Linked DNA regions of Homo sapiens: region 1 is linked to region 2. A link is a contact called in ENCODE Hi-C or POLR2A ChIA-PET data. All regions are on one chromosome and are shown on one strand. The core of a region is the stretch at or near the end of the contact, and the rest is flanking DNA. Distances in the headings are between cores, read along the strand shown. Region 1 has its middle 34 kb from the start of LINC02202. Region 2 overlaps EBF1 (EBF transcription factor 1).

Region 1 (7,456 bases), core at 1,025-3,524, 170 kb after region 2:
TGCTGTGGTTTTAAGATAAGCACAAATATAATTAGGCCTCTCTCATAGGAATCAATAGTTATAGATGTACTGGAAAGACAATACTTGGCTCAGTATCTTAAACAGACATGTTGGCTCTACACACTTGCAAACAATGAAATCAAGTATAATTTGCAGCCCTGGGGATATAGTTCCAGAAAGAGGCTCAAAGTACACTTACCAGTGGTATTCAGAAAGCCACGGAAGGGGACTCTGCCAGAACACCATCGTCCGCAGGCTGATGTCAACACATAATAAAACAATAGAGTGAACATTGGGGGAGGGAGGAATCTGTAACATAAAGAAGATAATGGAATCATCAACACTGATCAGCATCAGGAACAAATGGGGCTGGAGGAAACCTGAAGAATTCTTCAGAAAATCTCAAGTAAGTCTGCCAGCAGAAACTAACCATGCCTCACATTTGATTTCCACTGGTATATTTAGTATATTTCATGAAGTTGTGTAATATCTGCCCACCCTGCTTTGAATTTCAGCATAGTTACAGTGATGAAAACTAACAAAAAACAAACAAAAAACCCCCAAGAGATTCTTACTCTGATTTGGGGGTGGGGCCTGGGGGGTACAGTATAGTTCAACATAATTTGTTATAGAAAAAAAAGTTTCTATTGATTCATAATCAACCTTTTCAATGATGATTTTTTTGGGGGATGTGATCTCTCTGGACTTTTTTTTGGGAAAACATTGTTTCCTGCTAGACAAAGAGCAGTCTGTTTTGAACAGTGAAACTGACCTCTCAGCTTTTGAGTTTCTAATAGCAAATTAAATCTACCTCACCAGGAAAAGAAAATTATGAAGAGGTAACTTTTATAATGCAGGAAATAATTGGTGTATTGATCTTTATGAATTTCCTGATTTCTTTACCTTATAATGGTTTTCCTTAATGGCAACACATGCATTAAGAAAACAAAGCACATTTGATGGAAATTCGTTGTCTTCCCCTTTTTAAATTATTTAGTAACATTGGGCAGCTAAGAAATTGTTTCTGCTTCTATAAAACCCCCTATGCTAATTGTGGCCAGCAAATTAGTAATTATAATAGATGATACAAAGCAGGAAAGGGCTAAACTAATGTTAGGGAGTAAAGAATGCAATTAGATGGCTCAGCCTAACGCATCTTCACTCTGAATCTCTGTGAAGAAGGAAGAAAAAAGCTCTGCACCAAAATTAAAGGGGACTCGTTTTCTGATTGTGTCCTAGGGGATTTGGAGAAAGCTCAAGCAATTTGAAGGATACCCTCAGGTTGTACTCAGCAGAATTCCTGACCTCTGCCACATCCTATCTATCATGAGCCTTTATCAGGAGGAGATGGCACATCACAAGCCATTTGGTGGCACGTAATTGCTTCGACATTGACAGCAGAGGGGTATATATCACCTCCTCTGTTAAAAAGAGAGTGAGTGTTTTAAGTGGAAGAAGACTGAATGTAAAGGCAAATTTAAATAAACATTAAAGGGAAGTTAAACCAATACAAAACTGAAATGGATACCAAAATAAAATGAAAGCTTAAATATATGTTGAAGAAAACATTTAATAATGTATGATTTCTAATCATGCCCTTTAGAAATATTGAAGAATCAAGAATAAGAAAAAAAAAAGAATCTTATAGCTTAGAACAGCTTATAAAAGCATGAGACTGGTTTTGGACGGTACATGAAGTATTGTGGTTGGTTTTGTAAACTGCACAGAGAGAAAGGTCTTCTCAGTCTCAATTCTTCTGCTGACATTGAAAGGAAAGTCTCGGGGCTGGTCTGTCTTCAACTCCTCTTCAACACTGCCAAATCTCCCTTTTAAAAAAAGGAGGAAAAAAGAGTAGACTCATGCTCTGAGCCTTTGGCAAACAATCGCTTGAATTTAATTATATTACGTTGTTTTTATTACATTTATTTTTGTGGTTACCTTTATTTATGGCAAGTGAACTGGTTTCCACTTGTGATGGGCCTATGACATTTTTTTCTTTATTTACATTTTAAAAAGCTGAGTCAACTTAAAAACAAGTACTATATAAATAAAAGCTCTGAGTTTAAAAACAAAACAAAACAGAAAAATCAGTAGTGGGTTCAATGTCGTTGGACAAAAATCTTGTAAGGGGCACTGAAATAATTTTAGTTGAAAAAACATCAGTTTAAAGTCATAGACTACGAGAGCTTGAAGAGACTAAGAGCAGGCAATCCAAGTCTCCTCCACATGTGGAAACCAAGTCCAGAGACGGAGCAGTAACTGCCCGGCTCCCACGGCTTGTAATCGCAGAAACAAGCTTTAAGCCGGCTGCCTCCTTCCTCGTTGCTTTTACCATTATTTAATTTGTAGGCTTCACAAAGGCTATATGTGTTGAAATTGGCTAAATGTGCCCAGTCTAGAAATGAGTCAAAGTCAAGAGGCAGGCCACCAAGGAATTTATGTCTTTACTGATAAAATTTGTGCAACCTGCAAAACCACAGTGACATCTAGTGGTATTCCTTGAAAATGCAACTTTAAAAATATTTTTACATATTTAGAGGGTACAAGCGCAGGTTTCTTACATGCTTAGTAGTGAAGTCTAGGCTTCACTACTGGGTGCCCATCACCCAGATAGCGAACATTGTACACAACAGGTAGTTCTTCAACCCTCACGACCCTCCCACCCTTTCACCTTTTGTAGTGTCCAATGTCTATTCCACTCTGTATGTTCCTGTGTATCCATTGATCAGTTCCCAATTATAAGGGAGAACATGGGGTATTTGACTTTCTGTTTCTGAATTATTTCACTGAGGATAATGGCCTCCAGTTTCATCCATGTTGCTGCAAAAGACATGATTTTATTCTTTTTTATGGCTAAGTAGTATTCCGTGGTATATCTTTACTTCATTTCCTTTATCCAATCCTCCATTGATGGAGACAGTCAGGTTAACTCCATGTCTTTGCTATTGTGCATAGTGCTCTGATAAGCATATTAGTGCAAATATCTTTTTTTATATAATTGTTTCTTTCCCTTTGGGTTTATACCCAGTAGCAGGATTGCTGGATCAAATGGTAGTCCTATTTTTAGTTCTTTGAGAAATCATACTGTTTTCCATAAAGGTTGTATTAATATGCATTCCCACCAACAGTGTATAAGCATTCTCTTTACTTCACATCCTTGCCAACATCTATTGTTTTTAGACTTTTTAATAATTGCTATTCTGTCTGACTGTTGTAAGATAATATCTCATGGTTTACTTTGTGAAAATGCAACTCTTGATGCAACCCTTGACTTAAGCAGGCTTGTCATTAAAAAGGAAACATTGTTTTGTAGAATATCTCGTAGTGTGGGTTTGTCTATTTCCTCATGATTAGATTATTCTTAACAAGAATATCTCAGAGGTGAAGGAGTATCTTCCTTAGTGCATTATGTCAAGAGGTACATGATGAAGGCTTGTTCTATCATTGGCGATGCTAACTTCAGTCACTTGGTTACCGTGTTATCTCCCAGGTTTATCTCCTGTAGAGTTACTGTTCTTCCTTTCTTAATGATTTGAGGGACAATATTTTGAGGCTATATAAGCATCATTTTCCTTTTCAAACTTTCATCCACTAGTTTTAGTATCCATGGATAATTCTTGCCTAAATCAATTATTATTATAATAGTTGCAAAATGATAATTTTCTAATTCTGTCATTCCTTTCTCCATTTTATTAGTTAACATTTTACTCAAAGAGGGGCTTTCCCGATTCGCTTATGCATGTTTGCATTTATTTATTAGAATAAACTCATGAATGCTTACACAATCTACAATCTATGGATCTAGAATTCATGAGTCTATCATGAATAGGTTATATAGTAGATATTATATATCTTTAGATATATTATAGAGTACATATGCATGTATAGATTATGTCTAAATCTATAATCTATTGGTATTGTTATGTATTTCTTTTTAAAAATATAAATGTAGAACATCACACACTGGGGCCTGTTGGGGGTTGGGGGCTAGGGGAGGGAAAACATTAGGAGAAATACCTAATGTAGATGATGGGTTGATGGGTGCAGCAAACCACCATGGCACATGTATACCTATGTAACAAATCTGCACGTTCTGCATATGTATCCCAGAACTTAAAGTATAATAAAATAAATAAATAAAAATATAAACGTTTTGAAAGTCAAAATGGCGTGAAGAATTGTTTCGGATTAAGGAGACCAAAGAGACATGACAACTGAAAACAATGCATAATCCCGGGGTCAATTCTGCAAGGGACCTCAGGGGAGGCGCTGCAAACTGAAGGACATTATTGCGATGATGGGTGAAAGCTAAATAATTCTGTGAAGTAGATACTGCAGATTAAATAATAATACTGTACCTGTGTTACATTGTTTGGTTTTGATCATTTTACTGTAGTTATGTAAGAAAATGTCTTGCCTTAGGAAATACACACTGAAATATTTAGGGTTAAAAGGGCATTACATCTGCGGCTTATGCTCAAGTGGTTCAAAAATAATAGTGTGAGAGTGTGTGTGTGTATTGTGAAGAAATACAATCAAATACATCCTATTGTAATAGGATAATCAAATGTTGCAAAATGTTAACAACTGGTGAATCTGGGTGAAGGGTACATAAAAGTTCTAGCAACTTCTGTAAATTTGAAATTAAATCAAAATAAAAGTTACAAAAAAAGGTAAAATAAGATTTTAAAGAATTTTAAATTGTCTTTTTTTTTAAAAAAAAAAAAAAAAAGAGCAAAATAAACAAGTAAACTTGCACCTAGAAGCTTGAGAATGTCAAAGTCCTGTTAAGTTTCTTTCCACTGCTGCATACAGTTTGAGATAAAGTGCCGCTCTTTTCATTAGGGAATTACCTTGCTAGTCAAGGAAATCTATTATAAATTACTAGTTCAAATTCCCTAGATGCCTGAAAAATTCCTCAAAGGTACACACAATTTTATAAAAATTCACACATTTAATGTCATCACATACAGAAAACTGGCTATCCAGGTTGGGTCCTGGCATTGAACCCAACCAACCAACCATCTATGTTTGGACTAGAGGAAGCTGGCGATGAACAAATAAACAAAAGCTCCTCTGAAATATAATTATCCTCATCTTAAAAGGAAAAGAAACTGGAGTGCTGGCGAGGATGCAGTGGTGAGAGTGAGTCACTGGATCTGGAGTCGCTTCTTAAGGTGGTGCACCAGCCCTACCCACGACCTCATGGTTGTGAGTATGTGTCTAGCCTCCTCTCTCATGATTCCCCCTCTCTGCCCTCTTTCCTTAGCCTCTTCCACCCGCTAAGGAAACTGGAGTGCTGGCCAGGATGCAGTTGAGAGAGTGAGTCACTGGATCTGGGGGGGGGGGGAATTTGATGCAAAAGGGAATGAATTGGTCACCAGCAAAACGTCAATTGACAGGTAATGTGTATTGCATATCCTTAGGTTGTTCTCCTTCATAATAAGCCTGCTGTATGTATTAATAGGCACACTGCTACATACGCCTTGAAAATAAAGGAAATTGAACAGAACTTGGTACCAGGTGTGAACTGAGCGACACAGCACCCTCCCAGACATGACATTTAGGGTGGTGTGGGGTTAGTTTTCCTTAGATCACATGATTGTGATGCAGAGACTCTTTCCTGCCCTCCGGGAGCTGCCCTGCCCAGTTCCACTTCACTCTGCCAGGCCTAGAGCTCCTGCTCCTCTGTCTCTGTGTTCCTTGCTGTCTCTTCTAGGAAGCAAACATTGTATAGAGAAGAAAAGCAACAATAAAAAATATCTGGGCTGGGCGCAGTGGCTCATGCCTGTAATCCAGCACTTTGGGAGGCCGAGGCGGGTGGATCATTTGAGGTCAGGAGTTGGAGACCAGCCTGGCCAACATGGTGAAACCCCGTCTCTACTAAAAAGTACAAAAATTAGCGGGTGTGGTGGTGTGTGCCTGTAATCCCAGCTACTTGGGAGGCTGAGGCAGGAGAATTGCCTGAACCCATGAGGCGGAGGTTGCAGTGGGCTGAGATCACACCACTGCACTCCAGCCAGGGCGACAGAGTAAAACTCCATCTCAAAAAAATAAAATAAAATAAAATTTTATATATATGTGTGTGTGTGTATATATATGTGTATATATGTGTATATATATGTGTATATATGTATATATATGTGTGTATATATATATGTGTATATATATGTGTGTGTGTGTGTGTATATATATATATATATAGACTTTGGAGTTACATAGCTGTGTGTTAGAATCACAGTTCTGGAACTTACTAGTTGTGTGGTCTGTGGGGTTAATGTATTTAACCATGCAAACTTCAATTTCCTCGCCTGTAGGATGAGGGCTATTTTGAGTATATATTCTAGACCTGGCACTTATAAGGGATGACTGTACAATAGGTCCTGGGCAAAGCATTGTGGATCATGGAGGATGTCTGGTCCCTGAGCATCCTCCTCTCTTACCTTGACTGCCACAGTCTCTTGACTGATCTCTGGCATCCACTCGCGTCCTCCTTCCTGTCCATTGTCCACCCAATAGCAGTGTGAGTTTACTGAAAGGCAAATCTTCAGCACCAAGTCCAAACTTCTTAAGGTGGTGTACCAACCCACCCATGACCTCATGGTTGTGAGTATGTGTCTAGCCTCCTCTCTCATGATGCCCCCTCTCTGCCCTCTTTCCTTAGCCTCCTCCAGCCTCTAAGCTCTAGTGCTGTCCAATAGACTTTTCTGCAATAATGGACATATTCTGTATCTGTAAAGTCCAAAGTCATCACTGATCACATGTGCCCATTGGGCATGTGAAATGTGGCTAATGGGACTGAAGGACTGAATTTTTAATTTTTGAAACATTTTTAATTCAAATGTAAAAAGCCATATGAGGAGTGGCTGCCATAGCGGACAGAGCAAACACGTAAAACTTCTTCAAGTCTCCAACCAGCTATGTTCTCTCTTGCCTCTGGGTCCTTGCGTCACTGTTCTCACTCATGTAAATACTTCTTCATCCTTTATGTCTCAGCCTACATGTCACATGCTATATGCGTTCATATGATAGGATGAGATGTATATAAGCTCTGCCACTGACAAATTTTCAACCAGTAAACATTCATTGGTGCAAGTAAGGCTGTGCCTCAGGGAAATAACCCATTAATTGTACCTTTTGCTTTCTACCAACAGATGTGCAGGGTATTTTTCCCTCTGCCCTTGTTTGTTCATTAATCCATGGTAGGGGACACCAATGGATGGTCACAGTTATGATTCCTCCCATCAATGTGTTTTGCTTGGTTTTCATAGCATTTTTAATTATTTATTTTTGGAGACAGAGTCTCATTCTGTCACCCAGGCTGGAGTACAGTGGCGTGATCTCAGCTCACTGCCACCTCCACCTCCTGGGTTTAAGTGATTCTCCTGCCTTAGTCTCCTGAGTAGCAGGGATTACAGGTGCCCACCACCACACCCAGCCAATTTTTGTATTTTTA
Region 2 (7,158 bases), core at 1,336-3,835:
TACCATTGAGGGGAGTCACAAGAAGATGCTGCAGGTTCAGCCAGCAGCTGAAAGGAAGAGTAGCAAAGAGTTGCTTAGCAATGGCTTACCAAAGGAGGAGTACCTGCAGGCCATTGCTTTGTTTATGCAACAAATACTTATTTCTTACAGTTGTTACTTATTTGTTACAAGCTCCTGCTTGAATATGCCAGATACTGCATTAATTAAATAAATATAAATGTGTGTGTGTGTGTGTGTGTGTGTGTGTGTGTGTGTGTGTGTGTGTGTCTTTCAGATTTAGAAATTTGCCCAAGGTCACAAAGCTAATAAATGGCAAAGGCAAGATTTGAACCCATGTCAAACTCCAGCAACACACTCCAGTCCACAGTCTTGTAGTACCAAGGAGGCTTCTACTTTGGAGCGACACGGTGTGTCACAGGCTTTTCAGATCAAGTTCTATGCTGCAGTTTCCTTTCACTGAGATGCAGCCTAATGGTCTCTGAATGTTTTTCACCAGGAGGAGAATGAGAGCTGAGAGTAACTTTCCCTGAAAGGACATTTGTAACCATTAAAAGAAAGAGAACTCAAAAAGAAGTTCAAGAGGGTTTTCAAAACTGGACTTTTAACTGGAAGCTTAATTGCAGGATGTACCTTAGAATGCACGCACACATAGACACACACACACACACGCACACACACACACGCACGCACACTTTCAGATATTCCTTCTAAAATAGCTCTTGACAATTTGTTTCAAATCATGAAATCACGACCTTAAGGTCTTCCAAGTTATCTTCAACCATCCAAACAATTAATTCTTTGAGAAAGACATACTTACTAAAAGAAAAAAGAAGTTGAAAATATTGAAAATATTATAGAAAGGTTCCAATGGAATTAACCAGAAGAGAAGGTTCTAGATGTTAAGCATGTACTACCACTCCCACTACCTCTGCCACCAACACTTCTTTTTTTTTTTTTTTTTTTTTTGAGATGGAGTCTCGCTCTGTCGCCCAGGCTGGAGTGCAGTGGCGCGATCTGGGCTCACTGCAAACTCCACCTCCCGGGTTCACACCATTCTCCTGCCTCAGCCTCCGGAGTAGCTGGGACTACAGGCGCCTGCCACCACGCCCAGCTAATTTTTTGTATTTTTAGTAGAGACCGGGTTTCACCGTGTTAGCCAAGATGGTCTCGATCTCCTGACCCTGTGATCCACCTGTCTAGGCCTCCCAAAGTGCTGGGATTACAGGCGTGAGCCACACTTCTAATGAAAAATGCTAGCAGCTCCCAATTACTAAGAACTCTGTGCCAAGCTCTCTGCTGAGTGCTTTCTATACATTATACCATTCACTCTTCACAAGCGCCCTGTGAGATAGACATTATTATCCCCATTTTACAGATGAGAAAACTGAGGCTTCATAAATTTAAACATTACTTGAACAGCCAATAAAATTATAGATATTTACCAGACTTTTCTGTAAGGTATTATTAATACAATGGTAAGCACTGTCATGGATGCAAGAAAATACTGGAATTTAAATGACAAAGATTAAGTCACATAAGAAATGAAAATTGATGAGGCAGGTCTAAGCAGGAAGTCCCAAGAGGGCAGGAACCAAATCTGTTTTGTTGCAAATTAGGTCTGGCATAATATCTGGCCTATAGGAGATGCTGAATCAACAGTTGTAGCTAAATGTAGAAAACAATACGTAGCAAGTGAGTATATTAGAACTCTCTGAACATTTTATCTCCAGAGCACTTGGTTAATCAAGGTTCAAGAAAAAAATGGTCCCAACTCTGCCACTACCATTTCAAAGCTCCTTGACCCAGGGTGTTTCAGGTAAGCCATAGTTCCATGGCATGTGCCTCTTCTTTTTATTTGGGTCTGGCACCAGAGGCTGAATCAGAAAATCTCCATTTCCCTTTGTCCCTATTCTGCCATGGACGCTTCCTCTGCCAAACATTTCATAGTTCCTTTATGGCCGCATGATATTTTTCAAGGGAAATGATTGGCAAACAGCCAATACCCCTAATGCAGAAAAGATGCCAACATCACTCCCAGGTTTAAATACCTTCAAGGAGACCCTCAACTGAAGTGGTCCTTACAACCAATCTGACTTTTTTTCACTCTCTTTTTGTGGGAATATCTTTTACACGAGGCTTAGAGGGAAAAAGGAAAAAATAATAATAAGAAAACGTAAAGAAAAAGAAAACCTGCCTGAAATGAAAAATTCCAATCTTGCCTCTGTAAAAATCCTTCAAGCCCAGTCAGCTGCCCCTCCCCCTTGATCCAAGCCTCTGTGTTTCCCGGCAAAGAGGTTAGAAAGCTGTTGAAAAACATTCTCCTGCTGAATTGAGACTGACATCTGACAGAGCTCGGTGGTGTCCTAACTTGAGTGAATTTAAATGACAAGCTTGGCTTTATAAGTAAGGGATCCTCTTTTACAATAGAACAGCATGATTGCTTCATGGCAGAGGGGGAAAAGAGGGAGAATCAAAGTTTTCTTCAAATCCCCAGTGGTGCCATTGACCTGTCAGAAGGTTGTGACCCACTCCTGTTAATCCATGCAAATCAGATGCCTCCAATTTGCGGTGCTGATTGGAGTACCACACCTTTAAATTCAGGAAGCGGCCTTAGAGTGAGGTTCCGATCACAGAGTTCAGTTCACCTCTCATTTTTTTCTTCTTCAAAAACATGATGACAGCTGACTTCCTTCCCGCCCTGCCCTTACTCAGTCAGGGAAGACTGTCTGATGGTTTCCTGATTAGCATCAAGGCAAAAGCAGCATGTTTTTCATAGGCTATCGCTATTACCTAAATTATAGGCCTGTTGCTCTCAGCATTTTCCCCCCACAGACAGGTTAATATACACATCCCACTGGTATTATTGCTTTGCGAAGTCACCCAGTCATTTTTATGACATAGAGGGGAGAAGGCCTGGAATTCCCCGGAAGAGGCTTCAGATCCAGATGAGAGACTCTTACACAACCAGAAACGCCGTTTTCTAACCATCCCATTCAAAACTTAACAACACTTCCCACGTTCAATGCCATGTGCCGTGCATATTTTAAACCATGGGTAATTTCAAGCAGAAACATTCAGAAAAAGAAAATGAAAAGGCTGGTATTTTGGATATCAGGAATATGTGATTGCCCACACGATTCGCACATTACTCAAGTTGTCCCCAAGTCATCTTGAACTGGCTACTTAAACAATGTAAGTGACCAGAATTTTTGTGCATCATATCAAGGTAATTCAAAATTCTAGTGAGAGGAGGGATTATTTAAAGGACTTCAGTGAATTTGCATTTTCCAAAGCTTGGAAAATAACTTTCTTAAAGAACCCCTGAACCATTAACATATCTGAGGAATAAATAATTGTAATAACCATTTGCCCATATTTTAGAAAATATACTATTCCTAACACCAAAAAAAGATGCCAAACATAAAACAAATCGAAATAAACTAAAACAAAAATATAAAGAAAAACTCTAGCTCTACTTAAGAATTTTTTTTTTTTTTTTGAGACGGAGTCTTACTCTGTCACCCTAGTTGGAGTGCAGTGGCTTGATCTCAGCTCACTGCAACCTCTGTCTCCAGCGTTCAAGAGATTCTTCTGCCTCAGCCTCCTGAGTAGCTGGGATTACAGGAGTGTGCCACCACACCTGGAAGATTTTTGTATTTTTAGTAGAGATGGGGTTTCACCATGTTGACCAAGCTTGTCTGAATCTCCTGACCTCAGGCAATCTGTCTGCCTCGGCCTCCCAAAGTGCTGGGATTACCGGCCTGAGCCACCAGGCCTGTTCAAGAATTTTAAAGACATAAATAATATATAATTCTTTCAAAATAGGAAGACTTTTAAGACAAAAGAATATATATGTATGTATATATATATATACTTTCAAGATAGAAAGACTCAATTTAGTAGAGATGTCAACTTCCCTAGTCTTTAATACATTACTCAACTTTCTAAAGACATTATTTTAACCAAAAATATGATTCATTCATATACAAGAATAAATAAGCAATAATAGTCATGAAAATGGGGGATGATTATATAATTAAAACACATTATACAGCCATAGCAATTAAAATCATGCAGTAAGAGAATCAAACTAGATCGACCAATCAATGGAACAGAACAGAAAGCCATGTGCCTATATATCCCTAGTTAGGGTGGCTATTCAAAATAGCAGAATTGACACCTACATTGTCCCTGGAGCTCCAGTCTGGAAGACATAATACCACACTCACTCCTTTAAATGCACCAGAGAAGCCCCTTTAAATTGATAGAGAAGGGTCTGAACTGAGGGGGAAGGAAAGGAGGGGACACTTAGAGCAGCAGATATTTACCAATCAGCATGGAAGCATTTTAAGATTTTAATAAGGGCTATAGTCATATTGTAAGTATCAGTGGAATATCTACCCTATATTTACTGATAATAAATGAGGCATTCTAAATCATTAAGAGAAAGTGAGCTTATTCAAAAATTGCCACTTAAATAAATGTTATTCAGAAAAAAATTGCTGTATCTAATTTATTTCTAAAAATAAATTATAGAAACACTAAAGAGGTTACATGTAAAAAGTGAAATCAACAAAGAACTAAAAGAAAATATAGGTGAAGATTTATCTGACCCTAGAGTAAAGAAGACATTGTTAAGCACAAAGCAAAAGAAAGACTCTAAAACTGGAAATGATTAATAGACTTAAGTATATTAAAATTGTACATCTCTGTAAAAAAAAATTTAAATTGAAGGGCAAACTGGAGGAAAATGTTTGAAAAATGTTTTTAAAAAATAGGTTCTCTAATGGTTTTTAAATATATCCACAAATTCTTCAAGAGGTGGAACTTCGTTTCTCTCTCCTGAATGTGGGCTAGAGTTAGTGACTTGCTCTTAACAAATAGAAGAAGACAAAAAGTGCAATGTGTGACTTCCAAGACTAGGTCAAAAAGGCCTGTCAGTTTCCTGTTTGCTCTCTGTAGGCTCACTCAGTGTGGGAGAAGCTGGCTGCCATGTCATCAGGATACCCAATCAGCCCCGGAAAGGCCTTGTATCAAGAAACTGAGGCCTCAGGCCAATAGCCCTGTGAACGAACTACCTTGGAAACAGATCTCCCAGCCCCGGTCGAGCCTTCAGATTGCTACATCTGACCTGAAATTCTTGTGAGACAATAAATGTTTATTTTTTGAAACCTAAATAAAAGCCCATAAGGGAAAAAAATAAGGGAGAAAATGAATAGGCAATTCACCAAAATATGCATATAAATGGCCAAAAACACAAAGAAAAATATTCGAGCTCAGTATTCAACCTCAGCAATAATCACAAAATATAAATACTATATTTCAGTTTACCAAGTTGGTACAAGTTTCTAAATGAGGTCCTTTGAGGACGCCAGTGAACTGCACTGTCTTAACACATAGTGAAAGTGTAAACAGTATAACCTTTTTGGAGGGCAATTTAGCCACATATATCAGAAGGCTTAAAAATGATCATCTCCTTCAATTCAAAGATTACACTTTGAGGAATTAAGCTTAAAGGAAAAAAAAATCATATTCAACCCAAAGATACACAAGGTGGCTCATTGCTGATTTTAACAATTGCAAAAAATTGAAAACTGACTACAGACTCTACAACAGAGTAAATAACTTATAGCCATAGGATGTAACGCTGTGCAACTATGTGTTTAAAAAATTATGAGATACACTATAATATTCACAATAAAAGAAAAAAGCAAGTCACAAAACAGCATAATCCAATTTTGTAAATACACAGTTCTGATATATACAGAGAAAATATTCTGAAAAAAATACAGATGTTAAAAAGATGATTTTTCCAAATTTTTGGATAAAAGATAATTTTTTCTTTCCAGTCTGTATTCTTTTAAATTCTCTACAGAGAATGTAAGTTACTCTTTTAATTTATTTTCTAAAAAATAAAAATCATTTTAGGAACAAGAGATAAATTATGTGCTTACCACCTACCACTAAGTAAAACTCCGACCAGTGGAGGTCATTTCTATTTTCTCAATAATTATTTCTTTATCTAAGCTTCTGAGGGAAAGAGAGCGAATTTTTTTAGGAAGAGAGAAAAATGAAATTTTGAAATCCTAGAAAGTCTTATTCCAGATGAAACAGGGAAAGCTTGATACTTTTTGTATAAACCTGAGTGGTTAGTGGCACAAATGCATCAACCCCATTTGTTTACACCTTGCATCTGTGCCGATGCACAGGCCGATCAACCATCTTTCCATACAAACGCTGAAGGTTACCAATTGTCACAGATTTGGACTGCTATCGATGGCAGCACAGGACTGTGTTTAAGTGATCTGATAAAGCCGGTGGCAGCTTGAGGGGCGGTATGCTTCCAAAATACGTAAACAACATTGTCAACAACTAGCCCATCCCATAAATGTAGCCCCCTTCTCAGATGTTTTGAAAATAAAATAGGCATCTCTTGCTTACCTTCCTGTAGGCCCCAAACAAAACAAACAATCACATTAAACTCAGAGCTTCCAATTCAAAAGCCTTGGAAACCAAGCCAATAACATAATGAAGTGAAGCTGCCAAGAGGCTGGGGACCGAGGCAAGCAGAGGACCATATACCCCATCTACAAGGCAACAACACCACAATGGCCAAACGAAACGCTTCCCCAAGCTCAATATGATCACAGTTGCCAGTTTGCAACTTTGACTCTGCACACTCCCTAGGAAGAGTTTCTAGAATCATGAAGTTTCTCAGTGCTATAAACCAGAGTGTCATTATAGAAAGCTTTGTTTTATCAGAGTACAACTTCTTATGTTCTATTCACTTTCCTCAGTTAACTAGCATTGCTTTCTGTACTGGGCTTATAAGAGAATGAAAGTAAATACTTTTTAAAGCCTACAAAGCCCATATAGGTACTTACAGTTCAGGGTGAAGAACAGTATATTAGAAGTCTGAGAGCAAGGTATAAATCTCGCCTGCGGGACTAAAAAGGTATAGGACTTCGAGCCATCTCTGCAGCCTCCCTTTCCACTTCTTTAAGGATGGGGTTTTATCAGATCGTGGGTAAGTTTCATACTGACTCAAAAGGCCCACAATTCTAAAATTTAGGAAAACAACTCAGTGACACCCCAGAGTGAGTTCACATCTAGCCCAACCTCCTGTACCTCCTATAACACTGCCCTATAGACAGACCA

Evidence for each region. Hi-C counts contacts between places; a loop is a spot of excess contacts on that map. ChIA-PET counts read pairs that join two places held with the same protein, here RNA polymerase II (POLR2A). Pooled maps may share reads with other maps.
Region 1: a pooled map shows a loop between it and region 2 (2.2-fold over the local background). The contact joins two enhancer-like sites. A Hi-C loop is called at or near these places in 3 of 50 pooled maps. POLR2A ChIA-PET finds 5 or more read pairs at or near these places in 2 of 52 experiments (A673 and OCI-LY7).

Annotation. Positions count from the first base shown.
Region 1 is chr5:159,130,862-159,138,317 of GRCh38, forward strand. No RefSeq gene overlaps it. Among named protein-coding and RNA genes, the nearest start is that of LINC02202, 34 kb to the left of the region's middle. Within about 2 kb of position 2,275, at least 5 of the 41 ENCODE cell types and tissues checked have a DNase peak (open chromatin) inside an H3K27ac peak, as active enhancers do.
Region 2 is chr5:158,955,811-158,962,968 of GRCh38, forward strand. All of the region lies in intron 6 of EBF1 (EBF transcription factor 1), which reads right to left. Among named protein-coding and RNA genes, the nearest start is that of EBF1, 140 kb to the right of the region's middle. RefSeq lists enhancers at 2,010-2,872, 2,601-2,670, 2,701-2,750. Within about 2 kb of position 2,586, at least 5 of the 41 ENCODE cell types and tissues checked have a DNase peak (open chromatin) inside an H3K27ac peak, as active enhancers do.